3 separate regions of the Mus musculus genome follow, and regions 2 and 3 are each linked to region 1. Evidence: chromatin loops called from intact Hi-C (ENCODE). Cell type or tissue: gastrocnemius. All regions are shown on one strand. Links, peaks and the distances in the headings refer to the core of each region. The heading gives the core; the rest is flanking DNA. Region 1 overlaps D630033O11Rik (RIKEN cDNA D630033O11 gene). Region 2 overlaps Pou2f3 (POU domain, class 2, transcription factor 3). Region 3 overlaps Oaf (out at first homolog).

Region 1 (10,429 bases), core at 779-8,778:
ACAAACAAACCTCAGAGCTGGAGGTGTTACTCAGAGGTAGAGGACGGCCCTGGATTGCAACCTAGACATTGGCAGGAAGTGAGAGAAAGCCCTTATAGCTTGGGATTTCTGAATATCCCAATGCCCCACAAAGGAATAACTTCTAGTGTCCAATCTACAGGCTAAAACACATCTAGTGTTAATAACTAATGTCCTCACTTTATAAATAAGGATGATTATAGTAAGGTCACACGTGTAGTCATCTGTGCAAACCTGAAGCATATATTCTTTTTGCAGATACTTTTGAGAGTGTTGTCATCTATCCAGATGAACTGGGTGATGCTCTTCTGCGCTGGACACTCAGCATACGCTTCAAGCTCACTTGGTCTAACCTGGGACTTGGACCAACATTCAACCTGGGGTGAAGCCTCACAACTGGTGGGCTGAGCTCCTGTTACTGCCCCGCTCACTGCCCCCTGTAGTATGGCAAATAAACTTGTTTTCTTTCTATCCAGCTCTAAAGGATGAATTTATTTTCTACCTGCTAATCCCTTCCTCACTACCATGATGGACAGTCAGTCTCCTACCGTTATCAGCATCACCAACATCAGGACCACTATCCCCACCACCACCACCACCACCATCATCACTGCCATTACCACCACACCTGTTAAACAAACCCCAAAGGACTTCACAATGATACAAGCAAACTTCTAGTTTAAGTTTTACGTGGGGTCTAGGGCAGGAAGATTACAAATTCAAGGGTAGCCTGAACTGTAATACTAAGAACCTATCTCAAAATAAAACTAAGACAATAAAATTATTTTTTTCTTTTTCTTTTCTTTTCTTTTCTTTTCTTTTCTTTTCTTTTCTTTTCCTTCTTTTTTCCTTCCTTCCTCTCTCTCTCTCTCTCTCTCTCTCTCTCTCTCTCTCTCTCTCTCTCTCTCTTTCTCTCTCTCTTTCTTTCTTTTGAGACCCATGTGTACCTGAGACTGGCCTGGCCCAATTCACTATGCAGATCACATTGGCCTCTAATTCACAGCGATCCTCCTGCCCCAGCCTTCCATGCACTGGGATTACATACATGCAACACAACTCCTGGCATTACAAACATCCTCGTTTGTAATGATGGAATCGTACAACGCGGAGCTGTTCCTGCTTCTGTGCAAGCTTTGAGTGCACTTAGATCATTGTCCCCAAGAGCATTAGTGTGGAGGGTGTCAGCCCCTGTGGCATGGGGCAGGCCCAAGATTTGCTAATTCGTTGCAATGAAATCCTGCACAGAGGCACAGGCAGCGGGGCTGACCCCTTTGCCCTGTCTGAACCTGTTCTGAGCCCTGCCCTTGGCTTCCCCCTGCCTCCCTGGGGTCCTCTTGGCTTCTAAAGCAAGGACGGCTGAGGAGGGGAAACGATTGTTCCTTGAACTCCCCCACCTCTCTTGACTCATCAAAGTAGGGGTATCCGGCTTCCAGAATGAGTGGGGGCGGAACGAGATGGAGAGAGCCACTCTGTAGGCTGGGAAAGATGCAGAGCCCTCATTAGCGTCTGACACCTCTAATAAAAGCCGCATATTCCCCAAAAGCGATTTTTGAAAATCCTCTACTCTTTGAAGCTTGGTCTTAAATAGCCACTCCTTCCATGAATCTAATGGGAAACCAAGCCCCTGGGCGAGCTCACAAAGGCTCTACCTAGAGCACCTCCTCTGTCCGAGCATCTGAGGTTCTCCCATGGGGACCCTTGATGCTTCTTGTGGCTGGGCATGAAAGGGAGTCCTTGGTCCCCACAGAATGGAGGAGAGCCATCTCCAGGGGCTATGGCTGGAGTGGAAACAGACAGGCCGGAGTGGTCAGAGCTGGGAGAAGATTTGGAACTTGGAAAGTGGATGGGGCTGAGACATGTGGTTGAACCCCCAAAATTATTTTTCATGGTTATTCTCTTCTCCTTTCTCCTCTCCCCCTTCTTCTCTTACCTGGTTAAAAGAAGTAGTATATATAAGAATATAATGAAAAAATAAGCCCCCTTTACTTTAGAACACCCATCTCTCAAGCAGAGGCTATAGTATATCCGAATCATTTACATTTTTGTTCGTTTGTTTGCTTGCTTGGTTTTTTTTTTTTTTTTTTGGTTTTGTTTTGTTTTGTTTTTCTGAACCAGGCTTGGTGGTACTCATCTGTAATCTCGGAACTCAGAAAGCTGAGGTAGGAGGATTGCTAGGAGTTTGAGGCTAGCCTGGGCTAATTAGCAAGAAGTCCTGGCCTCAAGTAAGTAAGCAAGCAAACACAAAGCTATGCATGGTGGTATGTATCTGTCACCCTGGCACTTGAGAGGGGAGGCAGCAGGGCCAGAAGTTCAGGATCATCCTTGGCTTAGGTGGTCAAGCCTTGGCTAGTAGCTTTTAACAATACATATTAGAGATCTTTGTACAAGTCGACTTTGTTTAGTCACACATTTTATTTTTTATATGAGCATCTGATTAATTTCACCTTTTGCTATATATAAAGCACAGCCATGGTGATTTTTTTTTTTTGACCTCTCCTAAGGAAGGGCATTCTAGTCTATCTATAAAGATGAAGCTGAGGTGCCAGCTTTATGCACAGTCATCTGTGCAATTTCTGGAAACAGAATTGCTGCCACAGGGATATGCAGCCCAGGATTGATAGGCATTGCTTACTTACGTTGTCTTCCAACCAGCATGGACTCAGGGTGGGGACAGAGTTGTATGCCAACCTTGCAAGTCTGCTCCCCTGACCTCCAGCCCCCAACAAGAAGTGATGTAGCGCAGTGATGTGGCTAACTGCTTTGTGGAGTACCTGAGAATCGCTTCTACGGGGGCTTAGAGAGGACCATCCATCCTCCTAACGATGCAGAGGTGTTTGCTCAGCGATGTTCGGATGTTTGCTTTGGCTGAGTACTGCTTACATCTCTGAGCCAAGCTACTGGCCCACCCCGGGGAGCTCTATGGAGATCCTCCTCATGTACAGCCATGGTTTGGTCATTCGAAACACAATTTTAATTTTTCAAAGCCTTTCGCAATCTACCTTTCATTCCGTTTCAGCCTCGAGGGAGGCAGATTAGATATCTTTGGTCTGATGACGAAACCGAGATCCAGGAAGCTGTCTGATGGCGGACTGGGTGATGGTCTGGTTCAAGAGTAAGGAGTCTAGGGTTCAAATCCAGCACGGACTTCAGTTAACTCCACGACCTTGGGCCTGTGGGAAGTGCATAGTTAGGTGGATCACCAAACCCTCACCATAAAGGACACTATTTAATGTCTGTCCCAGATGCTGTAGTTAGGTTGGGGGCCAGATGGCACACGCCATGTTCAACTGGCTGGCTGCTTGTGATTTGATGGCCAGGTGTGGGTTGGCTGGCTCCAAGCTTGCTTCCATTATCCTGACATGGCTCTTGTAGAGAGAGCACACAGAGGCTTCTCTCCTTGGCGTGGCTTTGGTGGTGGAGGGGATCCTGTATTGCAGGCAGGGAGGCAGGGCTGTGGCTGAGGCTGATGGGGTTGGTCAGGTTTCTAGGGAAAGCGTCCTCTATTGTGGCCTTTGCAGAGGCACTGTAGGAAGCACCCCTCTCTCCTCTACATTCACAGTGGCTTCACACAGCCAGCCAGTCTCTCCAGTCAGGTCCTCCACACAGCTCTGGGAGCCAGCCTTCCTGGCCTCCTGCTCCAGTCCTGATCTGTTAGTAGCCAGCCTTCACCTACCCTGGCTCCCGACCTCCTTAACTGCAGAATCCCTGGCTCTTTCTTCTCTGTTAGCACCCTGGAATAGGTCGCACCTGGACTAGGAAGCAGGCAATTCCAAGGTCAAGTGTGGCTTTTTGGGAGAATGGCTGTGCTCATGTGACCTCTGCTGACTTCAGAGTGGCTTTGGAAAAGCTTATCAACCTAGCTTCAGTGTCCGCACCTTGGCAATCAACATTTCTATTGCAATAAAGGACTTCCAGAATGGTTCCTATTTACATAGGCTTGTGGAATCTCTCATTATACCTCTTCTGATGACCATCACAGAGGGGCTTCTAAGAACATGTGAGATACGGGGAACTAGAAGCCAGCAGTCATGATGCCAGACTGAGAGGGGTCCCAGAGCAAGGCCTGAGCCTGTCTCCAAGCTGACAAAGGCTCGCAGAGGACCTAGAGTCTCCTTAGGCTTTTTTCCTTTCTTCTTCCTTTTCCATCATCCCCTCCTCATTTGGACACAAGGTCTCATGTAGTCCAGACTGAGTAGTAAGAGTCTCCATCTCTTACTGCCCTTGTCTCTACCTCCACATTCTGAATTACAGGTCTGCACCTTGGCTTTAAGCTCTTTCTCTCTCTCTTATTTTTGTGAAACAGGGTCTTCCTATGTAGTTATGGCTGGTCTCGAACTCAGCAATCCACCTGCCTTAGCCTCCCATGTACTGGGATTACAGGTCTGAACTATCATACCTAGTTGCTTCTCTTCTCTCTCTTTCCTTTCCTCTTCTCTTGCCATGACCCCTTGCTTCTCTTCATCATTATCATTGTTGTGATTATTATTATTCCCCTCAATGTTTTGGCTCAGGGTCTTGCTCTGCAGCCCCCGCTGATCTGGAACTATGTAACATTGGTTGGCCCCAAACTAATGGCGCGCTTCCACTGTTCGGTAGTGAGCACTTCATCTTGTTCTTTAGGCTTTTTCCCGCGGCTGGATGGGAGCTTTGACACTGGCCAGAGGCTTTCAATAGATCACAAAGATGGTGAGATCGAGAAAGGTCAGAGAGGAAGCCACCTAGGGCTTTAGGCTAGGGGCCTTTATGGGAAGCAAGACTTCTGTTCCAGGCCACCCAGCTGTCCTCAGGCCTTGCTGGAGAAAGAGTCTGACAAAGCAGACGTAGGCTGGAACCAGACCCAGCGCAGGGAGGAGTTGGCTGAGCCTGCCCTGGGAGGCTGGTTGAGCGGTGGTGTGGAGACACCCTGTGGTAAAAATGGGTACTACACTTTGGTTCACTGCAGGGCCTGGGAGCAAAGCCTTGCTGGTGTTAAAGGCAGAGCCCATTCACGCGCCACCAGCCCCTACAGGAGAGGAGCAATGGCCCAAGCTCAGCTACTGCCCACCTTCTAGTTGCACTTTCTAGAAGTCTTCCATTACCCCACAAAGCCTCAGTTTCTTCACCTGTGAAATGGGATGTACCAGCAGGTTGTGCCAGTCAAGGGGACAGATGCTTAGCCCAAGGTCTAGCATGGAACACCAGCCAAAGAAAGGCTGGCCATTGCTAGAAAGGGGACCGCTTTCCCAATGCCACATAGTTAGAAGGGAACTTACTGTGTTTTACTGGAAGCAGAGTTTGGACCCCAAGCCGATAATGGTTCGTAGGATGGAGAGAGTTATATACCATCTCAGGTGAGGCAAGAGAAAGTTGAATGGCCACATCTGTTTGTTTGTTTGTTTTTGGTTTTGTTTTGGCAAGCCTGCTCTGCAAACAGGAGAAGCAGATCTGTGTCACCTGGGATGATTTGGAATGACTGTGACCCTTCTATTCTTAAACAGGAGACAATGAGCTGTAGTGATCTCAGTGGCTTGGGCAACTCGAGTTAGAGCCATGGAGCTAGATGCTACCCCAGTCCTCTATTCCAGACTTAGCTAGGGTGTGACTGTTGTCTTCACTCTTTTGAGTCCCTTTGCCACCTGCCCAGCCCCTATAGGAGTGTCCTAAGGGACCTTGGCCCAGATATCTTCCCTTCCTCTCCCCTATGCACGCTTCTTCAAGGAGGAAATTGTTTGAGAAAAAGTCAGGTGTGGCCTTATGCATCTGTGGCTCTGATCATGTGCCCTAACTGTTTTCAGGGGAGCTGGCTCCACACCAGCCCTTGTTTTCTCCCTTCATCCTGAAGAGGAGCAGCCGGAGCCAAGAATGATCTGGGTAAATCAAGCAGCCACCGGCTGGGTGATTCAGGGCCCTGGGGGTGGGGTGGCCTCCTGCGCTGGGATCCTGCCCAGAAGCAGGGTGGGACCTCTCCTTGTAACATGCTGGAGCTGGCCCAAGGAGTTGGGGCTCCTGAGCCAGTGTCCTGGAGCTCAGGTGCCAATGGTCTCCCTGCCCTACCTGTTCCCACTCCTGGGACCCTTTGCTAGCTGGCCTTGGCAGGGCTTGTCCCTTGTCTGTATACATCTGTGATGGGTAAGGGGGCTGAGATGTGGCCACAGTATGCCAGGCAGCCCATCCTGATGGATCATACCTGGCACTGGCCAACGTGGGCTGCAGGCAGCAACCTGGATCCTGGGGTCTATGCTCCTAAGCATTGTAGAGGTGGGATTTGAACCCAGGTCAGCTGAGTCCGTACTTACTACATTGTACCTGTCAGCTCTTGTGTTTGGCTTTGAATAGAGAGTGAGGCTGTCGGTTAGGTTGAGGGAGAGCCGGGGCAGGGAAAGGCGTTGCAAGTTTGGGTAGTAATAGGGACTTAGGGAAATGGGCGAGGTTGGGAAGAAGGGAACCAGTGTGGTTGGCGATTTTTGTGGAAGACCAGAATTCTTAGCCAGAGGTTAGAGGATATAAGTCCTACCTCCAGAGAGCAGAGCCCGGTGGGGCACATACTACACAGATGACCACGACAGGGTTAGGAATAGACATATGGCCAAGACAGACCTATGCTCGGGCCTATAAGTGGTCCTATCCTTCTTGCCCGCTGAGAGCAGTCCACCACCTTGTTCGGTGTGCCATTTCAGATGTTGTATTTTTTTCATCATGACAAGGGTCAAGAAGATCTTTCTTAGGGCACTCTGGGAATTAGGGGTTGAGGGGTGGGGTGACATTCAATATCTAAATCCTGCCAGCCATAGGAACTGCCTGCCACTTTAGCTGCTGTCCCTGCAGCCTTGAGCCTCAGGATCCAGGCAGAAGCCTGCTGTTGCTACCTGCATTGCTCTCTTGCTCTGTGGTGGGTGAGGCTTGTCTGTCAGGGTGGTCTCTACCCTGGGGCTAGCTATTTAAAGTTCCTCTAGTTCAGGGAATTGTCAGTGTCTGGCACCCTGGCTCCTGTTCCTCACAAGCTGACTGATCTTGGGTAGTTGGTCTCCTGGGCCCTTGATTCCTCACCAGATTGATGGTAACAGATGCCTACCTCAGAAGACACTTGGGAGTAGAAAATGTGCCTCTGTGCCGGGCTAGCAAACTCTTGCTTACTGATTGCCTGCTCGGTGAGTGCTCACGGTGGGTTTACAGAAAGTACGAATTCAGCCTGATGCCCAGGGAGGGGCCTAGAGAGAAACACTGACCCTGATAGAAGCCGAATCCTGGGCGAAGCCCCACCCCCAATACGTGCAACAGAGTAACCTGGTTTAAAACAGGAACCCGGCTGGAATATATGTTTGAGAGCAGCCTTCTCCCTGCTATAGAGAATCTGAGGGCGATCATAAAACGCATTCCGGCGCTGGCCAAAACAAAACAAAACCCAGGCCTTTGTGGAAGAGGGGGGCGGTCATCAAAGCCTAGCGAGCCGAGGCAGGTCGGTCAGTGCTGGGAGCCGGGAAGGCACAGGCTTCCCACCGCTCCCAAGGCCCGGCAGCCACACTGCAGTGCCTCACATCACCGCACGGGGGCGCACGACCTCCCGCCTCTCTGCCTCTCTTCAAAGTCCCCTTTGCAGACCCTTTGTCTCCGTTTTTTTCTACTTTTCACTTAGGCAAAGAAAAAAAAAAAAAAAAAAAAAAAAGAAGAGAGATGCGTTTGGGGACGACCTCCCTTGGACTGAGTAATTTGATTTGCTTCGCCAGGCCAGGAGCCATGAAGGTGACATTTAGAGCTAAGTCACTGGTGGAAGATGGTCGTCCATTCATTAGCCACCTACTCATAAACTCAGCATGCGATAGCCGGTGAGACTTTGCCCAGCTATTGGTCATCTTAGCGACTTGGGTCTGCCTCCTGAAAGCCGTGGGAAGCTCCTGCAGGGAGGTCGGCAGGGTGTAACAAATGGAGGACACAGCAGATTTGTTTTGGCATGATACCTGTGGCTGCTGAGAATGGACCCAGGTGAGCCAGGGTGCTCTGAGACAGCAACCAGGAACATCAGAGACATTAGAGATGCCCCAATGGTGATGGTGTCAGGGCTATGCTTATTGAATTTATCTGGGTGTGTTAGCACACTCCTGGAATAACAGCATTCTGGAGGCAGAGGCACGTAGGTTACTGCAAACTCCAGCTCAACCTGGGTTACATAGCAAGACCTTGATTCAAAACAAACAAACAAACAAAGCCACAAAAAGCCAAAACCCAACCAACCAACCAACCAACCAACCAACCAACCAACCATCAACAACAAAACAAAAAACCCAAAACCACCAGTTGGCCATCCTGGCTCATACCTATAAATCCTAGCACTTGGGAGGCTGAGGCAGGAGGATTGCTGCAAGTTCAAGACCAGCATGGGTTTCAGAATGAGATCCTGTCTCAAAGACAACACTCCTTTCCTGAGCAACAGCAACATATAAAACAGTTCAGCATTGTGGCTCATGCTTGTAATCCTATCACTTGAGAGGTTGAGGCAGGGGGATGGCTTCAAGTTCAAGGCCAGCCCTGGTCTCGGTGTGACACTCCACATGACAGAATACTAAACCAGGCAAAGAATACCAACTGACTGACTAAGCAAGAACCTAATGGCATGCACTCATTGGTGGGAGACGGCAGCATAGCCTCTCCTCATTCCTGAAGCACCTCACTTATTGGTTCCTAGACCATCTTTCCTTTCCAGAGGACCTTTCCATGCTCTAGGATGTGTTTGTCCAGAGGCTTTGTTCAAATCGGCCACACCACCTCTAAGCTGTGACCACAGACACATTCCCCATGCCTACAGCCGAGATCTTGGCCAGCCCCGTGCCAGGCCCCAAAGGCTTTTACATGGAAAGCATGTATGTGGGGAGAGAGGGTCACAATTTTTAGATAGTCTCTCTTGCTCTCCCATCTCAGGCACAACCAGAGGCAACCCGTCCCCCAGGAAGTAACTCATGATTAATGTCTGGAAGTCCAAATAAGAAAGCATAATGTTGAAGTAGTGTATGAAGGTCTTGCAGAGTTGTGAGCACAATTCCAATTATGATGATATATGGCGCTCATGAGCACGCACACACACACACACACACACACACTCCACTGACTATTACTGCATTGACTGTAGAGGACATGCAGGATTTAGGTTAGCCATATGTAGTATGTTGTCTCATGTGTTGATTATCTTCTTATGTGTCATATCCAGGAAGTCCCAGGGTCCTTCTCTCATGAACTCTTCTGTCACCCAGTAGAAAGTACCTCTGTGGCACCTGGGAAGTTCCTGGTCTCTGGAGTATTGGGGTGTTTGTAACTGTCCCCCATGATCTCTCTTTGTCTTCTTCTTCCTGACACTGATTGCTTTTGAACTGTATACGCCTTCTCAGACTGCTTTTCTCCTTCTGATTCTGGGACAGAGCCTCAGACTGTCTGAACTACTGGGTAGCCTAGGCTGGCCACAAATTCATGATGGTCCTCCTTCCTCAGCCAGATTACAGATGTGAGCCACCGCTGCTGTCTGCTTCTCACTCAGCTTTGGCCATTCTTTCTGCTCTGTGTGCACTTTGGTCCCTGGAAATGAACATAGAGGCTTCCAAATCCTTTCATCTTTCTGTTTGTGGATGGTCCCCTTGGGTCACTTCTGTACTCTCCTTGTGCGGTTACTACTTCCAAGGTCATCCTTGGAAGCGCTTCCTGCCGCAAATACTGGCAAACCTATCCTGTGTGGCCAGGTTTACTGCTAGTCACCCTTACCTGGCCTGATGATGAAGAGGAGGAAGAGGAGGAGGAGAAGGAGGAAAAAGAGGATGAGAAGGAAAAAGAGGAGGAAGAGGAAGCAGAGAGGAAGAGAAAGAGGAGAAAGAGGAGGAGGAGAAGGAGGAAAAAGAGGAGGAAGAGGAGGAGGGAGAGGAAGAGGAAAGGGAGAATGAGGAGGAGGAGGAGGAAGAGGAAGAGGAAGAGGAAGAGAAAGAGGAAGAGGAAGAGGAAGAGGAAAGCTCATATTTGTGAGCCTCACAGCTTGCAAACTCCATACTTCTCTTTGGTCTTTAGAACAGTACAATAACTCTGTGAGTTACATCGATCCTGGCACATTGTAATGACTGGAACGATAGCAGTTCGCATCTATGATGTAGCAGGTTTAGAGCTACACCAAACACTCAGGACCCAACACCTTATTTGCAGCACACCCCTCTGCTCTCTTGTACAATTGGTCACTAAAATGCACGTGTTATGTCCAGGTACCGCTGACGGCAGTGGCCCCCATCAGCACACCACATGGTGTGGCCAAAGCCACCACCACAGCGGAACAATTGTTTTGAAATGAGACAAAGTCAGTTCGTGGCTGACCGGTCGGTGTTGTGTTCACACCCCATATCAGAGCCAGAGTAAAACTGTTTGTCGGATGAGAAGAGGGAGAGAAGTGGAAGCATCCCAGGCGAGA
Region 2 (10,429 bases), core at 905-8,904, 140 kb before region 1:
CATTACCTTAAATATATAGACCCCACCACACACACACACACACACACACACACACACACAGGAATGCTGTGTTCCATTCTTGAATCTTGCAATGAGAGAGAGGGACCATGAGCCTCAAATAAATGTCAGGAAGAGGGACTTTGGGAGGTCAGCACTCCTGGGCTCCCAGAGAAGGTGACTTGGCTCCCTCCCACACAGGCGGGGGATGGGAGAGTTGTGCTTAGGGTCTTACAATGAGCCCAGCTTCCTGCACAGGTGGGATCTGCTCACCCACCCATGTCAGGCCCCCCCACCCGCCCCCACCCAAGGATGCTGCTCACATCTTGAAATCGCTTCTCCAAAGTCAGGCGTATGTTGGTCTCGATGCTGGTCCGTTTCTTCCTCTTCCTGCCAAACACTTCGCTGAGAGTGGGGTAGGAGCTGGGTGTGCTCGCTGAAGGGTCTGACGGGGAGGACTCTGGAGAGAGGAGCAAAGGAAGCTCAGCGATGGAGATGGCCTGCCATTGTAAACCTGAGATTTATTAGTCCTTCCATGCAACCTGCCCTGACCCCAGCAGACAATCCAGAACAGATCGGGTGATGGTTTATATTTGCTTGATCCAGGGAATGGCACTATTAGGAGGTGTGGCCTTGTTGGAGTAGTTGTGTCACTGTGGGCATGGGCTTAAGACCCTCATCCTAGCTGCCTGGAAGTCAATCTTCCACTAGCAGCCCTCAGATGAAGATGTAGAACTCTCAGCTCTGCCTGTTCCATGCCTGCCTGGATGCTGCCATGCTCTTGCCTTGATGATGATAGACGGAACCTCTAAGCCTGTAAGCCAGCCCCAATTAAATGTTGTCCTTATAAGAATTGCTTGGTCATGGTGTCTGTTCACAGCAGTAAAACCCTAACTAAGACAGGCCATATCCTGCTTCTCCAGGATGCTCTGGGCAAATGTCCCCGAGGGCTCCCACCACAGAGTCTCTAGGTGTTTGCAGTCATGGTTCAGGGATGCCCAGACATCAGTGGCCCGTGTGGGCGTAAGGGACTCAAGCAGGACTATGAGTCACACCACATGACCTATTTTAGAAGATGTGCCCATCTGTGAGTACTGAGTGAAATGGGTTTTCTCTGGCACTTAGGAACCTATACTAGCTCTGAGGCCATTTGTCCACGAGTGTAAAGTGGGAGCCAAGGCCGCAAGGTAGGGGAGAACCTGTACTAAGAATACTGTAAAACCCTTCCCCAAAGACTCTAGGAACTTCCAATCAGTTCTTCCATTTGGATGTCCCAGTAAAAGTTGACTCCTAGGCAGTATGTTGAGGAGGGGGGTGACTCCCATGTACTCCTCTGAGTGAGGGGACTTACTTGAAGAGAACCATCCTGGCTACTCAGCCTGCCCCTCCTACCTTTACCAGTAGAATAGAAATCAATAATGCACACCTCCACTTAACAGAACCTGGCCCCGGAGAGAGAGGCCTGTTCCTTCCCTCTCCACATGGGCTAGACATCTCAAGCAGGGGCTAACCTGCACCACCCACTTCCCTGGGCACACTTGACAATGTGTGGAGTCAACTGGGGAGATGAGGCAGGCGCTATGGTCAATTCTAGGTAGAGAGCCAGACCGCTCGCCTCCAGTGCCCTGTCCAGCCCCCAAAGACAAACAATTTTATTTGGTCCATATGTCAGAAGCCCCACCCCTCACCTTTTCTGCTTCTGTGTTCTCCACTCACTGTTCCAAATCCTCCGCCCCTTGGCTTCTGGCCCTGACCCTCTGGTAGGCCTGGATCCTGACAGAATCTACCTCCTGATCACCCTTCCTTCTGACAGGCTTGTCTGGCCAGTCCTGATCATGGCAATTGTCTGTCCTCTGACACCTGCTCCAGAATAGCCAAATAAAGACCTAAGGCTGGGCCTGGGACTTCTTGCCTCAGTGAGACCCTGCAGGGCCCTCTTCCTGGTCTCCTGACTGAGGCTGATCCCATACAATTTGAGTAAGTAAATCGAATCTTGCCTCTAAACAGCCGTCTTGAAATAGAAGTTAACTCTAGAGTAGGGAATAGAATAGAATAGAATAGAATAGAATAGAATAGAATAGAATAGAATAGAATAGAAGGCAAACTGTCTTGGCCACAGATGAGCCACAACTGCCAAAGGGCCCCCTCAGTTATAAAAATGACATTTTCATCTCTGTTTGCCAGTCTCCTAAGTCTCATTTCTTGGTTCGTGCCAGGCTGAAGAGGAGAAATGATCCTATCTCTTACCTTGCTCAAGCCCGTCATGCACAAGCCCCCTAGACTGTCCCCTGTGGAGTCTCCTGGGCCCCGTTCTGTGCTTACTTCGCATTTCCCTGCTGCCCACCTGCATCATTCAACCACTTCTCCAGCAGTGGCTTGAGTTTGCACATGTTCTTGAAGCTCAGGTTGAGGGCCTCAAATCGCGAGATGGTAGTCTGGCTGAAGTCATTGCCATACAGCTTTCCCATCGCCAGTCCCACATCTCCCTGGGAGAGGAGTCGAGAGGGAGGGAGGTGAGGGACAGATGTCCTTTTCTTGCCCACTTCCTCCACCATCCTAAAGCTACCACACAGTCAGAGCCCTGAGCATCTGCGCACAGCCTTGTATCTTCCCAGATCTTTTTCCTCTAGGACACAAAACCAGCTTATTTCTCTCCTTGCTCTAGGCTGGACCATGCCATTTCCTGGTCCTTATTCCTCGATCTCCCCGAGCAATGCCCTCACTTTCCTTCCCACTAGCAACTCGTGCTCTATTCACAGGGAACAGGATGCTCCTGAAACCCGCCCTTGGGAAGACACAGCCTCTATCACACAACCCAGTTCTTCCAACTCCGGATCCCAGAGCAAACCTGTGTGAAGCCTAGCTTAATGCGTCTCTGCTTGAAGGTCTTGGCGAACTTCTCCAGCTCCTCCAGGTCAGTGGGCTCATCATTCCCTCCGGGGCCAGGCAGATGCTTGGGCCCTGGCAGGTGTTGAGGAGCGTCCAGGTGGGGCTCTAAAGAGGATCCTGATAGCCCAGGGCGCCCAACTGCCTGATAAGGAACACACGCTATGGTAAGCTACAAAGATTCAACAGGACACACTGACGTGTCCGCAGTTGTTACTGAAAGATTCACTTAGAAGGTGACAGGGCCTTGGGTTCACTGAGCCCTGTTGTTGCAAATGGGTGGGGATAGAGACTAGCATTTCTATGATCTGGAACAAACACTGGGTACACAGAAAGAAGCAAGACAAGGAGGTGGGTCACTTTGGCTTTTGGTCTGTGACTCACTGACCCAGAGAAGGTGACTTCCTCTAGTCAGCTTTCCACCATAAAAGGAACTGGCAGGGTTGTTTACTGTGAGATCTGAGATCTCAGCTTGGGACAAATCTCAGCATGGGACAAGGGAAAGGTCATTTGCTTGGCCTGTTCTTTTCCATAGAACAGAGTGATGGAGCACACAGAACAGTCACAGACTGAAGACAATAGGGGACATCTGGAAATCCAAGACATGAGTTATAAGTGTCACTTTACCATTCTCTTTACTGAGAATACCATCGTTGATTTTATGTATCTTTTTTTGTTTTGTTTTGTTTCAAGACAGGGTTTCTCTGTATAGCCCTGGCTGTCCAGGAACTCACTTTGTAGACCAGGCTGGCCTCGAACTCAGAAATCCGCCTGCCTCTGCCTCCCAAGTGCTGGGACTCTTACTTGTTTATGTGTATGGGTGTTTTCGCCTGCAGGTGTGTGAGTGCACCAAGGTGTGTTCTTGGAGATCAGAAAAGGGAGTCTGACCCCTTAGAACTGGAGTTAGAGGTGTTTGTGAGCCACCCATTAATCCTGCAAGTCACCAGGAAAACCAACCACACTATTTTGGGCCCAATTCAAAGCAAGCATTTATTGAATATTAAATACTGACCAAGAGATGGACTTGGATGGCTCCCTGGAATTTCCCAGCTAGAATTGCCCCAAGCATGTTCAGCAGCTTATGGAAACAAACCTTTAGGCCACCTGTACTTTCTTTCCCATGAGGCTTTGTTATTTCTCAAGAACTACAGTTCCCAGCACCCCAGGAAGTTACCCGGCTCCTGGGCAGGTGAGGCTTACAGGTTAACTTTGGGCGTCACACACCATTTGGATTCTGGAAACTGAACCTAGGTCCTCTTCAAGAACAGCAAGTGCTCTTAACACCTGAGCCATCTCTCCAGCCCCTTGAGCTATTAATTATTCTACAAAGAAGAAGTGCAGTCCAGATCTTGGGGGCCAGGTACTGGGGTCCAGCACAGAGACTGCTCACTGCCTTTGCGGACAGTGGGTGCAAATCCCCTTGTCTCTTCTGTTTTGCTTAGAGAAAGTTAAATCCCTCTTCTGCTCTGGCATCCTCGTGAAGAAGAGGATAAGGAGTCAGACTCAAGTTAAGAAGAGCTTGCCCCTTGGTTTTTAGAAGAGGACTCTCCTAGCTCAGAATGGCTAGAAACGTCACAGATGAGCCCTGCTTTGCAGGAAATGAGGGTCAGGGGTGGGGGATGGAGGGAGGCAGCCCAAACAGGTCCTCGGAGCAAAGTTTTAGGAGCCCCTGAACATTCCTTGTCATTAATTAGCCTGCTATTTCACTTGACAAACTCATTGAACAGCACAGTTGCCTCCTCTTCCAACAACTGCCTAATTATATCAGTTTGACGTCCCAGAGTTCCTCCATATATCCCTCCTTGCTCTTGCTTCTGTGACTGTTGGTCAGCCCCGACGAGGACCTTTCTACTTATATAGGCATAGACAAGGTCTCTTTGTGTTCCTCAAGCTGGTCTTCAACAAGCAGTTCTCATGCCTTAGCCTCTCTGGGAGCCAGGACTACAGACAAACCATAGCACCCTGAGAAGAAGGATCCTAATCACCTTCTAAACGGCTCCTCTGACAGTCTCTTTATGTTCTAATACTAGATGCCAGTGCTGGCCCTGAGTATGCTCTAGAACCTCATAGTCATAGATTGGGGTCATAGAACGATGCCATGCTTGGGGAACAGCCAGAAGGAAGAAAAGTGCAATCTCCAGCTTAGCTGCCCCCATTTCTATGAACCACTAGGTGGCGCTCCCCCTCTAGCTATCTTCTATGGACGTTAGGCCTGGAAAAACAGCCAGGGTTCTTCAGTGAGCCTTGGGGATTTTAGCCCAGAGAAAGAATATTAAAAGTCTATGTGGTCATTTCTGGCCATCCCTTGTAGAAACAAGTCATGCATCTATCTGTGCAGGCAACTTGACAGGGGATCCCTGGCAAGAAACAGACTTTTATTTCCCAATTGATAATAGGTGTTCTGTGTATGATCCACATCAGGTCTGCATAGAGCCCTCCTGCTAGATCTCAGCCTGCTTGCCCCCCCAACATTCCATCCTCCCCCCCCCCCCCCCATTGCAGGATGTGGTCAGCTGAAGTGGTCCTAAGGTGAGATACTGGCTTTGACACCCTGCCCTCCTTGGGACTTGAGAGATTCTGGGTGGACCTGGGGAATATCAGCATCCCTGAGTAACTGGCTAAATCCTGAGAGAGCCAGGGATTGAAGCTGCTGGCAGGCAGCTGGCTGCCTTGGGAGCTTCATTCTAGTGACAGGGAAAACTACCTCCTTAGGGATAGTTTGAGGTTTTCCCAGGTACCAACAGGGAGAACCCCCAGAATGGGTGTCCTACTAAGGACGGGAAGACCGAGGAGTTGAAGTTTGCCCAGGGCTGAGACAATCTGAGAAGAATCAGGAGAGGTGGAGGGTAGCAGTTACCTGGGAGGCAAGGCCAGGCCCTGTCTGTGGGAGGAGTAGAGTGCTTTGTTGCTGTGGAAAGGAGAGAAGATTCGGCTGCAGACCTGAGTGACAGGGGAGGGACAAAGGGACAAAGGAACAAACAAACAAACAAAACAAAATCCAGGCCATTTGAAAGACGAGCTGAACATTGAAACCATGCTAACTGCCCCCTCCTCCTGCTAATCTAATCAGGTCCCATAACCCACCCTAAGCCTGCTTGAAAAGCCCTGTGGGCACTGCTAGCAATTGCCACATACTGGTGGAGGCCAACCAGATTCAGGGATAAACAGCTGTAAACAGCAGTCCCCAAACCTGTCCTGCCTGCCTGCCTGCCTGCCTGCCTGCCTGCCTGCCTGCCTGCCTGCCGATAGCCTAGCCACAAAGGCATAGGAGGGTCAACTCACTCTCCCTGAGATCTGATTAGCAGGGTGAGAAACCCTGAGGGAAGAGGACACAGGAATGACTACAGAGCCCCAGGGGAAGCCGGGTGTTTCAATCTGCCTGCAAGGGAAAACAGCCGGGATGTTTAGGCCAACCAGATCTGTAAGGACAGAGCAAGCAGATGGTACCATATTGCTGGGAAAGGTACTAGGTCATTGGTCAGAGGCTCCTGGAGACCAAGTCATTAAACTCATGGGAGGCAGGAGAGAGCAAGAGGAAGGCCAGATGCTGGGGCCTTCAAACCCCCTTGGGCAGTGCGGACTCATCTACAGGCTGCCTTGCCTATGGTCTTCTCTCTCCTTTTGTCTTCAGGAAAAGTGCCAAGAGAAGGCCCTGCCTGTCTGATGACTGTGGTGTGTAGCATCTGTCTTCTGGTGGCCAGAGTCAGCACTTTTCACTCATAGCAGGAGGGAAAACCCCCCGCCACCCCCCGCCCCCAGATTACCAAAGCTGACAATAGGGGCAGATCTCAGACACTCAGCATAGACAAGATCCTTGGGATATCTGCCCTGCCCAGGCAGTTCTGGGTAACTAATGTACCACAGGTGCTAAAGTTGGCCCTTCCGCTCTTTAGTCTCCAAAGGTCAAAAAGGTAAGAGAGGTCTTGGGGGAGCCCTGGGCTGGGAACAAAAGGCTTGAGTAGTAATTTAGCTCACACTACATTCTGCAATGTGCAGGGGCTTGTCACACGAACGGGACCAGGCGGCCATCAATGGCCTTGCAGTGTGCAGCTTTACATTTTTATTTTCATAGGAGGAAATGTAAACTTGCAGAACTTATGTAAATTTTCTACAGAAGTGCATCTAGTAATTTAGAAAAAAAAAAGTTTCTCTGACTGCACATTTTAACCTGTTTTGCTGTCCCTTCTATTACATTATGAGCCTATGCCCATGGGTTCTGGGCCTGGGTCGTGCTCACACCACACACACACACACACACACACACACACACACACAGTACAGGCTTCCAGAAACAAGCTGAACTAATGCTTATCTTTTCTTTCCTACCCAGCAGCATACATTCTAGTGCTATTCCCAGAGACCCCGCTAGCTAAGGACAGGGCCTGTGTCTCGGGCAGGTGCTCAGAGTGGGGTGTAAGCTACCTGGATTTCCAAATACTCCTCTTGAGTATAAGCTATCCAGAGCTCGTACTTCCAAGAGCATCTTCAGCCCCATTTGGCATAAGTGGGTGGAAAGGCAAGCAAAGCAGAGCAGTGTGATAATCTCAGATCACGGGGCTCAGAGCATTCTGGAACTTTCTAGTAGGTCACCAGCACGCAGTAAGGCTATCTATAGCACAAGTGTGCTCTGAGAGACAAGTCAGGAAAACAACTCAACAGACTCGCGGGCATGTTAAGCAATGATACCTGGTGTTAGTAATACTCTGATCTGTTTGCTCAGGGTTTTCTGCCAAAGACAACCTGAACCTATTTCTATAGCCTGTGGGAGGCACTACTGTTCCATCCGGACAGAATCAAAGCCAAGCCAATGGGAGGGAAAAGGCTCAAAGCAAGCAGACTTCCAAAGAATCCGACTCATCCATCGGACTCATTTCCCAGGGAGCTTCGACTTCCTCGTGTCACCTCCACCCATGTCCCCACCATTCCAAACCTTTAGACTCAGTTTCTATGAAAATGTAGTTCCAGCAAGAGCCTGGGCAGGAAGGAGAAACAGGAACACTGGATGGTCTGGAGGGGCCCCACAGGGACCCCTCCCTATGTCTCAGGCACAGAAGCTGGTCTTTTTCAGATAGAATTTCTATACATAGCCCAGGCTGACTTTGAACTTGCTCCTCCTGCCTCCGCCTACGAGTGTGCTAGGTTTAAAGATGGCACTGTGCCAGGTTTTGGGTAATGCCAGGAATCAAACCCAGGGCTTTCCACAGGCTAGGCAAGCTTTCTATCAGCTGAGAGCTATTCCCAGCCCCTAGCTAGTTTTCATACCAGAGGAGTGAGTAGTATCTGTGACACCCTTGTGCCCAGTAAGAAACAACAGCCTTTTCTAGACTCTGGTAACGACTGTACAAAGCCCAGGGTGCTTACCTTGCTGCCCAGGTGGGGTCTGGGAAAGCAGGAACTGGGATACAGACTGCAAGTGGCCAGGGACCAGCACGAGCTGCTGGAGTGGATGGAGAGAAGCCATGTCCTACATGTGGAGAAATGCACAGATGTTATACCGTCTACAACTGGAGGGCCTGAAGCCTGCTGGGCTACGACTCATATAGTCCCTGGGGCTGCAAACTCTGGAGGTTGTGGGCAGTATCCTTGCTTCATGTTGCTGGGTGTTTTCGACCATCCATTTCCTTAAACTATCCTGTCACTTGAGTATGCTAAAAGCCACTCTTCAGTTATTTCCTGTGCCTGAATCTTTCTAGAAGGTATTAGGAAATGGGGCAAACTATCAGTTATTAAAAAAAAAAATTATTTATTTATTTCATGTATGTGAGTACGCTATCGCTGTCTTCAGATGCACCAGAAGAAGAAGAGGACATCAGATCCCCATTACGGATGGTTGTGAGCCATCATTCGGTTGCTGGGATTTGAACTCAGGACCTCTGGAAGAGCAGTCAGTGCTCTTAGCCATCTCTCCAGCCCGTTATCGGTTATTTTTGTTGTTTGTTTGAGACAAGCTCTCACTCCATAGCCATGAGAGTTGCAGGCCCTGGATTTGTAGTAAATCCCTTCTGCTTCAGCTTCAGGAAACTGGGATTACAGGCACACTCCTCCGTGCCTGCCTCTGTGGTTTAGTTTTGAGACACAGTTTCTTATTATGTAACCTAGAGTTTGCTCTGTAGAGCAGGCAGGCCTCCAGTTCACAGAGATCCACTTGCCTCTGCCTCCTGAGTTCTAGGGTCAAAGGCGTGTACCACCAAGCTCTGTCCCAGGCTTACATTTTAATAAAATCCATCCCTCTGAACCTCTCTCACCTGCTCAAAACATAGAAACGACAATCCCAGCATCTGGAGGCTCCAGACCCCACAGACCGGGGCCCTGTGCACATACAGTTGCACATTCATGGAATGTGGAAGGTGAAGGGGTAACTACATATGTTGCTTTCAAGTATGGTTGGGAAAATAGATCTTTCTCTCCCAGGTGACCCACAAGCTCTCCTTGGAGGCTTTCATCCTAATGGCCCAGGTGATCACTTCTCTCCCAACACCAGCCTCCATTTCAGTTTAGTTTTATCATATAATCTTTAATGGGCACAGAGAAGGCCACTGTCTGTCCCCGAAGGCCCATAGCATAGCTATTGGAAGCTTTGGTTTTTTTCAAGACTGGCTTTTTTTCAAGGCCAGCCTGGTCTACAGAGTGAGTTTTAGAACAGCCAGGGCTATACAGAGAAACCCTGTCTTGAAAAACCAAAAAAAAAAAAAAAAAAAAAAAAAAAGACTGGCTTTTGTTTCTGCAAAAGCAGTGATACGTCCTTTGTCTCTCACCAGACTTCATTTCTACAAGGATTGCTTTTGGAACCCCACATACATAACTCTGGGCCTCCTTTGTTTGCAATGGGGGCTCTTTGGATGGATTCACAACGTGTGCCAAGAAGAGAAGCCCAGCATTTTGTAGAAGGGCTGGACTGAGCTCACCAGCCCAGTAAACACACCAGGGGTCAATGGACCAGGCTGGCACCTACCCCAGACATTTGGTTTCCAGGCATCATGGTAGGTCCTTGGCTCAGGTGGCATGGCCTGTGGGAGAGGGTCTGCTGTAGAGAGTCACCCAGATCCTCCGTCTTAATCTGCAAGTAGAGGGATAGGGAGAGGGTGAGCTCTGGGCTCCCGAGGCAGACAGAAGCAGAACCGTGAAGAACAAGGTGGGAGATGAGTGGCAAGTCTGGAGAGAAAGTGGAGCCAAGAATTCCCCGGGCTGAAGGGATGGATGGGACCAGTCTGCGAGGCAGAGCCGTCTACCAGCACCAACACCCTTCTTGGGCTGTGCTAGCATGCACTTGGAATTCACTTGGAATTTAGAGAAAACCAGGATAGCATAGTGACTTTTAAAAATAAAGAAAACTGCCAGGCAGTGGTGGCGCACGCCTTTAATCCCAGCACTTGGGAGGCAGAGGCAGGAGGATTTCTGAGTTCAAGGCCAGCCTGGTCTACAAAGTGAGTTCCAGGACAGCCAGGGCTACACAGAGAAACCCTGTCTCAAAAAACCAAAAAAAAGAAAAAAGAAAGAAAGGAAGGAAGGAAGGAAGGAAGGAAGGAAGGAAGGAAGGAAGAAAGAA
Region 3 (10,429 bases), core at 792-8,791, 62 kb before region 1:
ATAAGAAGATCCTGGAGAGGAAAGCCACGTCCTGACAGGTAGGAAAGGAGAAGGGCAAATATAAGGAAGAAATGATTGAGAAGATGCAGGAGTAATCTCATGTATGGCTTTCATCAAAGCCTGCTTAAGTGTTAAAAAAAAAAAGTGAACCATAGGGCAGAGTCTATACTAGGTTTTTTGATATTTCCCTCATCAGTGCAACCAATCTGAATATCTTTACCTTAGCCCCAGGCAGCTTCCCAAGAAAAGGGCAAAAAGCAGCCAAATTCTTCAATAAAACATCATAAAAGTTATATCCAGGCAACATATTAAAAGTCCTCTCCTTTGAAACCTCTTGAGCCAGGTTACCACAGTTCACACACTCTCAGCACCAATGTCTTCCATATTCCTATTAGGATGGCCCATCGAGCTCCATTCAAAGCATTCCACTGCTTTCCAAATCCACATTTCTCCAAACAAAAATCTGGTCAGGCCTATCACAGCAATATCCCACTCCTGCTACCAACTACCAACTTCTGTCTTCATTTGGCATTTATTGCTGTAAAGAGACATCATGACCAAGGCAACTCTTTTTGTTGTTGTTGGTTTTTTTTTTTGTTGTTGTTTTTTGTTTTTTGTTTTTTGAGACAGGGTTTCTCTGTATAGCCCTGGCGTCCTGGAACTCACTTTGTAGACCAGGCTAGCCTTAAACTCAGAAATCTACCTGCCTCTGCCTCCCAAGTGCTGGGATTAAAGGCGTGAGCCACCACACCCGGCTCCAAGGCAACTCTTATTGAGGACAACATTTAATTGGGGCTGACTTACAGTTTCAGAGGTTCAGTCCATTATCATCATGGCAGGAAGCATGGCAGTCAGCGTGCAGCAGACATGGTCCTGGAGAAGGAGCTGAGAGTTCTACATCTCAGCCAGGAGAGAACTATTTTCCACAGATAGCCAGGAGGAGACTTGAGCATAGGACCTCAAAGCCTATCCCCATAGTGACACACTTCTTCCAATAAGGCCACACTTACTCTAACAAGGCCACACTTTCTAATAGTGCCACTTTCTATGGGCCAAGCATATTCAAACAGCCATAATCATCATGGCAGGAAGCATGGCGGCAAGCAGGCAGACATGGTGCTGGAGAAGGAGCCGAGAGTTCTATATCTTGATCCACAGGCAGCAGATGGAGACTTCATGCAATACTGGGTGTAGCTTAAACATATAAGACCTCAAAGCCTACCTACAGAGTGATGTACTTCCTCCAACAAGGCCATACCTTCTAATAGTGCCACTCCCTATGAGTAAACATTCAAGCAAATGAATCTGTGGGAGCCATTCCCATTCAAACCACTGCAGCAGGCCACTCAATTTTACATGAGAGTTGTAACTCTATAAAATGTTACCTGATCCCCACAAAGATCCAGTGGAATATTTGACACGGAGACACCTTCGTTAATGTTTTGTTTTATAAGACTATATCTTGCTATGTAGATTAGGCTAGCTTCAAACTCTCAATTATTTGGACTGGGTCTTGAAGGGTTATGACCATAGGCCTGAGCCTCCACACCTGGTTAGAAAGGTACTTTGTAAACCTTGAAGTGTCACAGAGGAATGACTACTGATAAAATGGCCTCTCGAAGGGGCTTTCACCCGACCTCTAAGACAGTGTGGTGGTTTGAATAAAGTTGACCCCCATAGGCTCATATATTTGATTTCTTGGTTTCCAGTTGGCTGACTGTTGGAAGGATTAGGAAGTGTGGCCTCATTGGAGGAGGCGTGTTGCTGAAGGTGGGCTTTGACACACTAGAGCCAGTGTCTCCCTCTGCCTGCAGCCTGCGGATCAGGATGTATAAAGCTCTCAGCTCTGGCTCAAGCACCATGCCTTTCTGCTTCCTGCCATGATGATCATGAAACTCTAAGCAAGTCCCCAATTAAATGCCTTCTTTAGTATAAGAGTTGCTGTGGTCATGGTGTCTCTTCACAGCAATACAACAGTGACTAAGGCAGACAGTAAGCAAAGCCTTCTCTGCCAGAGCTGACCTGCCATCGCTGACCACCTGTAGCTACCTAAAGGGCTCTGAGTTACGGTGATGACTTGGCACCACTCATCCCACTGACTGCTGTGGTGGAGCTCGGGGCACCGTGGCAGAGGCAGGGATAAGGCTGGGTGGAATTCACCATTGTGGTCTGTGACTCAGACCCTGGAATATCAGAATCAGGTAAGGTCAACCCCCAACTCTAAGGGAGCTTTACATTTTACCCCACCTCTGATGCCCAGCAAGGGGCCCTAGGCAGAGAAGCCTGGACAGACAGCCTTCGGAGCTCCATCAGTGTAGGGAGCAGGCAAGCTTGGAGCTCTCCAGCCAGGAAGTTGAGAAAAACACTCCAGGTCTTGAAACATTCATTTTACTTATTGTTTGTTTTTGAGACAGTCTTGCTATGGCTGACCTGGAACTCTCAGCAATCCCCCTGCCTTAACCTCCTGAATACTGAGATTATAGATGTGTGTCACCACACCCAACTGGAACTTTTTTTTATTGTTTGTTGAGTCAGAGTCTCACAGAGCCCAGGTTGGCCTCAGACTTGCTATGTAGCCCAAGCTAGCCTTGAAGTCCTGATCCTTCTCCTTCTGCCTCTCACGAACCATGATTAAAGGCACGTGCCACCATGCCTCGCTTAAAACCCTAGTTTAAAACATTCCTGACGTCTTTTTCTGTTTTGTTTGTTGTGTTATGCTTTCCAGAGATTGATTTTTATTTTTATTTATTTTTCTGCAGTGTATGTGGGAACCCTTGGGGCCAGAAGAGGGCATTGGATCCCCTGAAACTGGAATTGTGAGCCTCCCAAAATGGGCGCTCTGCTGGAAGAGCAGCAAGGACTCTTAATGGCTGACCAATCTCTCCAGCCCCTGTTGTTTTAAGACAGGATCTCAAGTAGCACACGTTGGCTAGCCTTGAACTTGCTTTGTAGCTCAGGCTGGCCTTGAACTCTTGATCAGCCTGCCCCTGCATCCCAAAGTGCCACCACACCTGGCTTGAAGCATTATTATTATTATTATTATATTATTTACAGTAAATTCTCATTTTGTAGCCCTAGCCTAGGACTATGTTTGGCAAAACATGCATTTTGAAACGTGTTTCTTCTGGACATTTGGAAGCCAAATGGGGGAGGGAAAGAAGGAAGGGACTCCACAGAAGGAGAGGGTGCCTTCTCCAAGGTCCCATCTTCCACCCAGAGCAGATGTTAGGGATCATGACGGATACATGCACTAGGCAGGAGGGAGAAAACAAAAAGGACAGACAGGCCTCCTTCCTTGTCTGCCAACCAGGTTGCAGCAGGCCCTTACAGATGCGCTTAGAAGAAAGGCTCAGGAACCTGAGAAGGCTGCATGGTCCTTGGTTCTGCAAACCCGGTCTCAGCAGACCCTCTGGCCTATAGGCAGTCTTTTTCTGGAGGCATTGGATAGATGGAACTGTTCTGCACTCTGCTGCTTCCTTCCCTAAGGCCTTTGAGGAGCTCTGTGGAATCAGAGGCTTTGCTACCCATAAAGGTGGCCTTCACCTTGCTACACTCACTGTTCTTGAGCCTCAGCCCACACTCGGCCTCTTCCTTGAAGCCTTTCCAAATATCCCAGCCTGCAATTTGCTATGCAGCTTGGCTGGCCCTGCATAGAACCTTCTGCCTCTGCCTCCTGGGTGCAGGAACTACCGGTGAGCACCATGACTTCCGGTGAGGGCCCAGATGTGGATGCTGGATGTCTGGTTCTAAGATGGCTTTTGCCTTTGTTTTGGCAGTTATTCACTGGCTTCTCTGTTCTCTTTTTTGTTTTGTTGTGCAGGACATTAGGACCATGGCCTTGCCCATCCTGAGCAAATTCGCTATAAATGAGCTATGTCTTCGGTCCTTGCCTCATCATTTATATAACTTACTTGTGTTTCCACTGGTGTTTTGCTTGCATGTATGAGCTCCACGTACAAGGTCTCTTGCAAGCCAGAAGAGGGCATCAGATTTACCATGTGGGTCTTGAGCATGGAACATGGGATCTCTGGAAGAGCAGCCAGTGTTCTTAATCACTGAGCCATCCTGAAGTCCCTAGTTTTTAATTTTAAATTAATTTAATTTTATTATATGTGTTAGAGCACTTGGAGGCCATAAAAGGTGGCCGATCTCCATTATGTTGATGTTACAGGTGTCCGTGACACTCCCCACACTGGAAGCGGATGTAAGGAATCGAACTTGGGTCCTCTGTAAAAAAGCAGCACGTGCTCTTAACTACTGAGTCCTTCCCAGCTCCCTTGTTCCATCATCTTAAGCACAGAGCCTCTCACAGATCACACAATAGGACCTTTAGAAGTTGCTTTGCCCAGACTGGCACTAACCATGTAAGGCACATTTCTGACACTAGGTGGCAGCACGGGACAAAGTTCTCTCCGAAAGCCTAAGCTGGCGCCATAGGGTGAGTGAAAACTTAAAAGACTTTTATTTCTGGTACAAATGATAAATATTTTGCATTAAAAATCTGGAATTCAAGTTTTCCTTGTACTTCATGCTCCCTCCCTGCCCCAGAACCTGACCAAAGTACATCAGTCCAGGGGCAGGAAGAATCGGTGCCCGCTGAAGTATCCAAATTGGGTCTCAGGAAAGGCACACGCGGTGGTCTTGGAGGCAGCATCCCTACTCCCCGTTGCCCCCAGGGTAGAGAGAAGGCACTGTAACCAGACACAGGAGCTGGGGCACGAGTCCCCAGCTGTCCCTCTCTGGTTCCCTTGCTGGTGAGATAGTGTGCTACAGGGCCATGCCTCCGGAACAAGTTCCATAAAGGCCTAGGCCGGTGCATTTTGATTCCACCTTCGCGGGACATTTCAGGTGAAAGGAAGAGGGGAGGGTATCCGTCTGGAGAACTGCCTCCCCCCCCCACCCCCCAATGCCTCAAGATGGGCACAGGTGGGCATCAGGGCTGCCTCAAGGTTGCGGTGACACCCTTTCACAGTCATGCAGATGAGGTTGTGGCTTCAGGGCCAGCGGCTCAGGAAGAGACCTAAGACCTGATTGGGTTGCCACGCTCTCTGGTGGTCAGCGAAGAATTTGCAGGCCCAAGTATCCGTTCTTGGTCCTCTGTCTCCTGTTGTTAGGGGTCCTCATCCCAGAGGCACAGTTGCTTCTGAGGTACATAGAAGTCAAAGGTGTAGCTTTTCCTGCAGCTTCGGATGCCACACTTGTAGGGCGCTGGCCGATCACGACTGTGGCAATACTTGAGCATGCATGGGTACCAGGCCAGGCTCAGACTGTAGTGGCAAGTACAGGGCTTTCCTCGATCCCCAACTCGTCCACAACGAGGTAATTCCGCCTGTTCTAATGCCTTGGGCAGAGCCTCGAAAACAGAACTGTCCACACCTGGGGGGAAAGGCAAGCATGAAGAAGGCAGGAGTCCCTTAGCCCAGGATAGCCTTCTCTCCTGCCACCCCTCTCACGGCTGCCCTGGGGATGAACATGGGTGAGCCCCGGGCCTGAGGCTAGGCTGATGGGCTACATTAAATCACAGTCAACCTCATCCACCCACCAACCTCATCTACTGTGTACCAGGGAATCAGAATTGGTGGAGAGTTTACTGATGTGGTTGGGATTGTACAGTGAAAGGGGACTCAGGACCCAAACCTGACCTGACTTCCTAGCCTGCGCCCTGAGGGCTCTGGGAGAGATGCTGGCACCAGGGATGGCCAGATGCTGAGTTCTGAAAGGTACCCAGTAGGCATATCTACAGGAACATGTGTGTCCTCAGTATATGTAGTAATTGGAATGGTGAAGAGTCTTAGGACCAGGCTGGTGAGATGGCTCAGCGGTTAAGAGCACTGACTGCTCTTCCAAAGGTCCTGAGTTCAAATCCCAGCAACCACATGGTGGCTTACAATCATCTGTAGTGAGATCTAACGACCTTTTCTGGTACTGTCTGAAGACAACTACAGTGTATTTCCATATAACAGTACATAAATCTTTGGGCTGGAGAGAGCAGGGCCCGAGTGGGCAGAGGTCCTGAGTTCAATTCCCAGCAACCACATGGTGGCTCACAACCATCTGTATAGCTACAGTGTACTCATATACATAATAACTCTTAAAAAAAAAAAAAGAGTCTCAGGACCTAGCAGGTTGTCTTTTGTGTGTCCTCTTATTCTAGCTGCAGAGACAGCACCTCCTCCAGGAAGCCTTTCTGACATATCACAGCCTACCTTGGGGGTTCCACCCTCCCCCCAGAATGCCTGTCCCTCATGACTGCACACTCCCATTTACTCTTGCCATTCAGCTCTACCCACTACCAGCTACAGCAACTGGGGCGTCCACATGGCCCATCCCAGAAGTGACTCAGTAGCTCTCTCTTGAATACACCAGTCACTCAGCAAGGCCTCCCCCACCCCATGCTTCCCCTTCTACCCACCAAGGGCCGTCCCCAGCTGACCTCGCTCTGTCCAGAACTGGACATCCTCCTGGCGGGTGTAGATGGCATCTGTGGCCTCAGCACATACGTTGTGGAGATGGGGACTCAGCAGGCCCCCCTGGCTGAAGTTAACAGCGATATCCATATGTAACTGTTCCAGACCCCTCACTTCCTCAGCCTGCCGCACTGCGCGGGGGTTTTTCTGTAGGCACAAGGTGGGAACACATACTTTGCCTTCCTTTTCCTCAGGCCGTGGAGGGGAACGGAGCCCAACCTGAGAAGCCCATACCCTAGAGGCAGTTAAAGCCATTCTTGTTTTGCTTCTTGGATTTCTGGGGCTCTTTGGCAAGTTCAAGGTGGTTCTGGGAGACAGGGTAGGTAGGCTAGGCAAACTGTTGTAGGGTACATGACAGTGTGGGTTGCCTGCTTTCTGAATCCAGGGGATGAGGTCTTTCGGAGCAGGGTGGACAAAAGGTGGAGCCTCGGGGGGAAAGAAGTCACAAGGTAGGCCTGCAGCACAGGTCAGCTTAGATAAGCTATGGAAAACCGGAACTCCAGGGAGGGATCCTATGCAGGCCAGTGGGCCAAAGGGCGGCCGCAAACAGTATTTCCCGATACACTTTCCCGGATGAGTTCTGATTCTAACCTATGTCCTTAATGTGGAGACCAAGGCATTATAGGCAAGGCCATTTGTCCAGTGTCACTAACGAGGGACAGGGGACAGGTGATGTTCAATCCCAATTCACAGTCTACATCTCTATCTCCACCCAGAAAAGAGTGGGACCTGGATTAGTAGCTCGGGGTGACCTGAGAGTTGGGCCGCGGTACAGAGTAGAGATCTGGGGCTCTGTAGTCAGTTTGATCGGGAGCAAAATCAGGGAATCCGGACCTTCCATGGTGAGTGAATGTTAAGAGAAGGCGGGGAGGAAGAGTGGGGGAGGGGGCTGCCTGAATGAGGACAGGGTGACTGCAGGGTTGGGGCTCTGGGGTGGGCACTCACCTGCCGGAGCTTGGCCATGGCCTCACTGGGGATGATGTCATTGTGGTGCAGCCTTGTGACAAAGCAAAGTGCCTGGAACTGACTCTGCCCCTTCTCCAGCTCCCCGAGGATCAGGGCTCGGAAGATCTTCACGTCCTGAAAGGGAGGGGTAGGAGGATGGAGACCAGCGGGAAGGAAAGGCCCCGGACCAGCCCTGGAGAGGACAGGCCTGGACACTGTACCAGGGCCTGCCCCTCCAGACACCTCCTTCCTCAGATAACCAAGAAACCGCTTATCTTTTCCATTCACACCCGTGACTTCAGAGATCACACCTCCAGGGTTTCCACAGCTTTCTGGAAAACTGACAAAGTCAACCACCCACCGGGAGAGGTTTTCCAAAAGAACCCTTTGACCGGACAGACCTTAATCTCAAGGAAGCCTGCACCTGTTTTTGGTTCTTGTCTATCACCAAGGCCTCCCCTCAGTGAGGACCCCAGTGTCCTTAAGCCAGAGCACTGTGGGGAGAGGAGGGACTACATACATGTTTACAAGCACACATTCCAGAGCTTTCTCAGACTTTGTTACTCTGTAGCTCTTGGGGGGGGGGTCAGAAAACCCCTGGGCATTCTGCAGTCAGCCTGGCCCCTAGCCCCCCACCTCCATTAGGGACTGTGGGGACAAAGGCAGCCGGCTGCAGCTGTTGCTGCCTTCCAAGACTGGAATGGCTCACCTTTCCCCTTCCCTCTCCATTTCCCCTTTCCCTGTGGGGATAACTCATGGTGTGACCAGCAGGCCAATGGTTTCCTTCCTATTCGGAATCACAGGATGCAAGAGGGAGGCTGGGGCAGGAAGAGGGGCAGAGCCTCAGGCACCTTTTGCTGTCTGATGGCAGTGAGAACCCTCAGCTGCATCTGCCTGCATCCTGCATACCCCAACCCCAATCTCTATCTCACCAACCACAGTGCCTGCCTAACTCTCCTGGGGAGAAGGAACTTAGTAAGTCTCAGAAGGGGTCTCAATGTGGGAAGAGCCCTTCTGCAGGCGGGGACACACACACACACACACACACACACACACACACACACGACACACCTGGGCTCAGCAAGTATGGCTGGGAACCTTCCTGGTCCCTATGCCCACAGCTCTACCCTGACACCAGACAATGTAATCCTAGGATTTTCATGGCCCTGCACTTGTACCCTGGGCTGTCTCGTCGGCAGCCCCCTTCATCCAGGCCTTACTGAACAACGGCTAGGGTCCAAGTGTTTGGAGAACGGGGTCAGAGTGTTCCCCAGGGTTCTAGATACAGGGAGGTGCTGATGGTTCCACCTTTAGGCCACATGTGTTAGCCGTCCCAGGCTTTCTCAAGCCTCCCTGTGACAGGGGACAGACAGCTCATGTCCCTGGCACACTTGGGTGGAGCTGATGACCCGGAGGGGTGTGAGTATTCAGCACTGTAAACAGAGGTTATTGTCATTGCTGTCGTGACCAGCAAATGTCAGGGATGATCCGTGACAAGAGCAGCCCATTTTCTTATTGTTTTTGTTTTGTCTGAGACAAGGTTTTTCTATGTAGCCCTGGCTGTCCTGGAACTCACTATGTAGACCAGGCTGGCCTCAAACGCAGAGATCTGCTGCCTCTGCCTCCTGAGTGGTGGGATTAAAGGCGTGAGCCACCACTGCCCTGTTAATAATCTTCTAACAGATTTCACCAATACTGTAACTCTACAAGGGGTCTCCCTGACTGCCTTTACTAGAGACGGATTTATATAATGACTTACTTTAAATGCAACAACTGGGGACGGGCATGTGAAGGGTAATAGCCTAGAAAAGAGAAATTGAGGCCCAGCTGGGGAGAAAAGTTCCCTGAGGCTCCTCATCCCAGAGCCTTGGAAGGAAGGTGAGTCAGCTCGGCTTAACACCACTTCCTCTAGACAGGAAATCCCTTCTTGGGTCACCGTGCTGGCATCTCCTTATCCTGCCAGCCTGGGCCATCTGATCCTCCATCAACTTGGGTCGGCCGAGGGGACACTGGAGGGTGACCTGCTGCTGGTGGCTGATCCCATTCTGGCTAGGCACAGTTCTGTCAGGTGGGTTCCACATAAGATCTCCCACTCCAGGAGTCTGAGTCAGGCAGTACCTGGGAGGAGCCTCGGGCAAGATCCAAAGTCCACCTCACTGGTATCTGCAGCTCTGAGCCTTGTGGGAATCCTATCTGGAGACTGCTGTCTTCTCAGTGACACATGAACTAAGTAAGTACCCAGTGTTCTCAGGGCTGCCGAGGGGCTCAGTGAACGGAGATACCCTCTGCCCACCCCAAGGAGTGGAAGGCATTAAGCGTTTAGAACCAGACGAGGCTGGAAGAGCTCTGCTTGAGGAGTTGAAGAGATGGTTCAGTGGATAAAGTGCTTGTCACACAAGCATGAGGACCTGAGTCCAATTACCAGCACCCAGGTTAAAACAACAACAACAACAACAACAACAACAACAACAACAACAACAACAACAACAGTTGTGGTGGAGCATGCTTGTGATACTGGCATTGGGGATGCAGAGGCAGGAAGATCCCTAGAACTTACTGGCTAGCCAGGTTAGTCTAATCCATGGACACCAGGTCCCAGTGAGAGACTATCTCAAAATATGTGGTGAGCAATGATACCTGAGGGTGACCACTGGCCTCCTCCACACATGCAGATGCATGTATGTTCACATGCACTCGAATGCTCAAGTGCATCTGCACATACACCTACTTGTGTGCACACACAGAGACACAGTCAGTCAGACAGACAGACAGACAGACAGAGACAGATAGACAAGACCCGCTTTATAGTTCCTTCCCTGTTTCTCAACTAGATACTAATAGCAATGACAACCACCAGATGCAACCAACACTGAGAAACTGCTGCCTGGGCACGGAAGGAAGTCCTCTGTCACTGTGTGGGGCAAAGAGTCACTGAAGTCGATAACTGGGAAAGAAACTGCCAGTTCCTACGCCTCCAATGGATTGCCTCACGGCTCAGAGGTCGTCTCCACAACAGA

Evidence for each region. A loop is a pair of places that touch in the nucleus more often than their neighbours do. Peaks named below come from ENCODE experiments on the same cell type or tissue, not always from the same donor. Only the 100,000 strongest peaks of a DNase experiment are listed, where the experiment ranks them.
Region 2: a loop joins it to region 1, with 9 times the contacts of the local background. A loop is called at or near these places in 36 of 42 quality-filtered maps.
Region 3: a loop joins it to region 1, with 6 times the contacts of the local background. A loop is called at or near these places in 31 of 42 quality-filtered maps.

The regions. Positions count from the first base shown.
Region 1 is chr9:43,279,578-43,290,006 of GRCm38, forward strand. It overlaps D630033O11Rik (RIKEN cDNA D630033O11 gene), which reads left to right. Exons shown (of 3, transcript NR_168927.1): 3 at 277-493. Among named protein-coding and RNA genes, the nearest start is that of D630033O11Rik, 25 kb to the left of the region's middle. In gastrocnemius, for the core only: CTCF peaks have their summits at 4,925 and 7,539; DNase peaks (open chromatin) are centred at 4,888, 6,029 and 7,529; H3K27ac peaks cover 778 bases.
Region 2 is chr9:43,136,975-43,147,403 of GRCm38, forward strand. Pou2f3 (POU domain, class 2, transcription factor 3) reads right to left here. Exons shown (of 13, transcript NM_011139.2): 4 at 9,836-9,940; 5 at 8,245-8,347; 6 at 5,741-5,823; 7 at 2,846-3,028; 8 at 2,342-2,483; 9 at 321-457. Among named protein-coding and RNA genes, the nearest start is that of Tlcd5, 26 kb to the left of the region's middle. In gastrocnemius, for the core only: CTCF peaks have their summits at 5,057 (motif pointing right) and 7,658; a DNase peak (open chromatin) is centred at 5,055.
Region 3 is chr9:43,217,464-43,227,892 of GRCm38, forward strand. It overlaps Oaf (out at first homolog), which reads right to left. Exons shown (of 4, transcript NM_178644.3): 2 at 7,413-7,547; 3 at 6,434-6,614; 4 at 3,815-5,376. The coding sequence ends at 5,111. It also overlaps the pseudogene Rpl26-ps6. Among named protein-coding and RNA genes, the nearest start is that of Pou2f3, 17 kb to the left of the region's middle. In gastrocnemius, for the core only: CTCF peaks have their summits at 4,370 (motif pointing right) and 5,076; a DNase peak (open chromatin) is centred at 4,379; H3K27ac peaks cover 1,921 bases.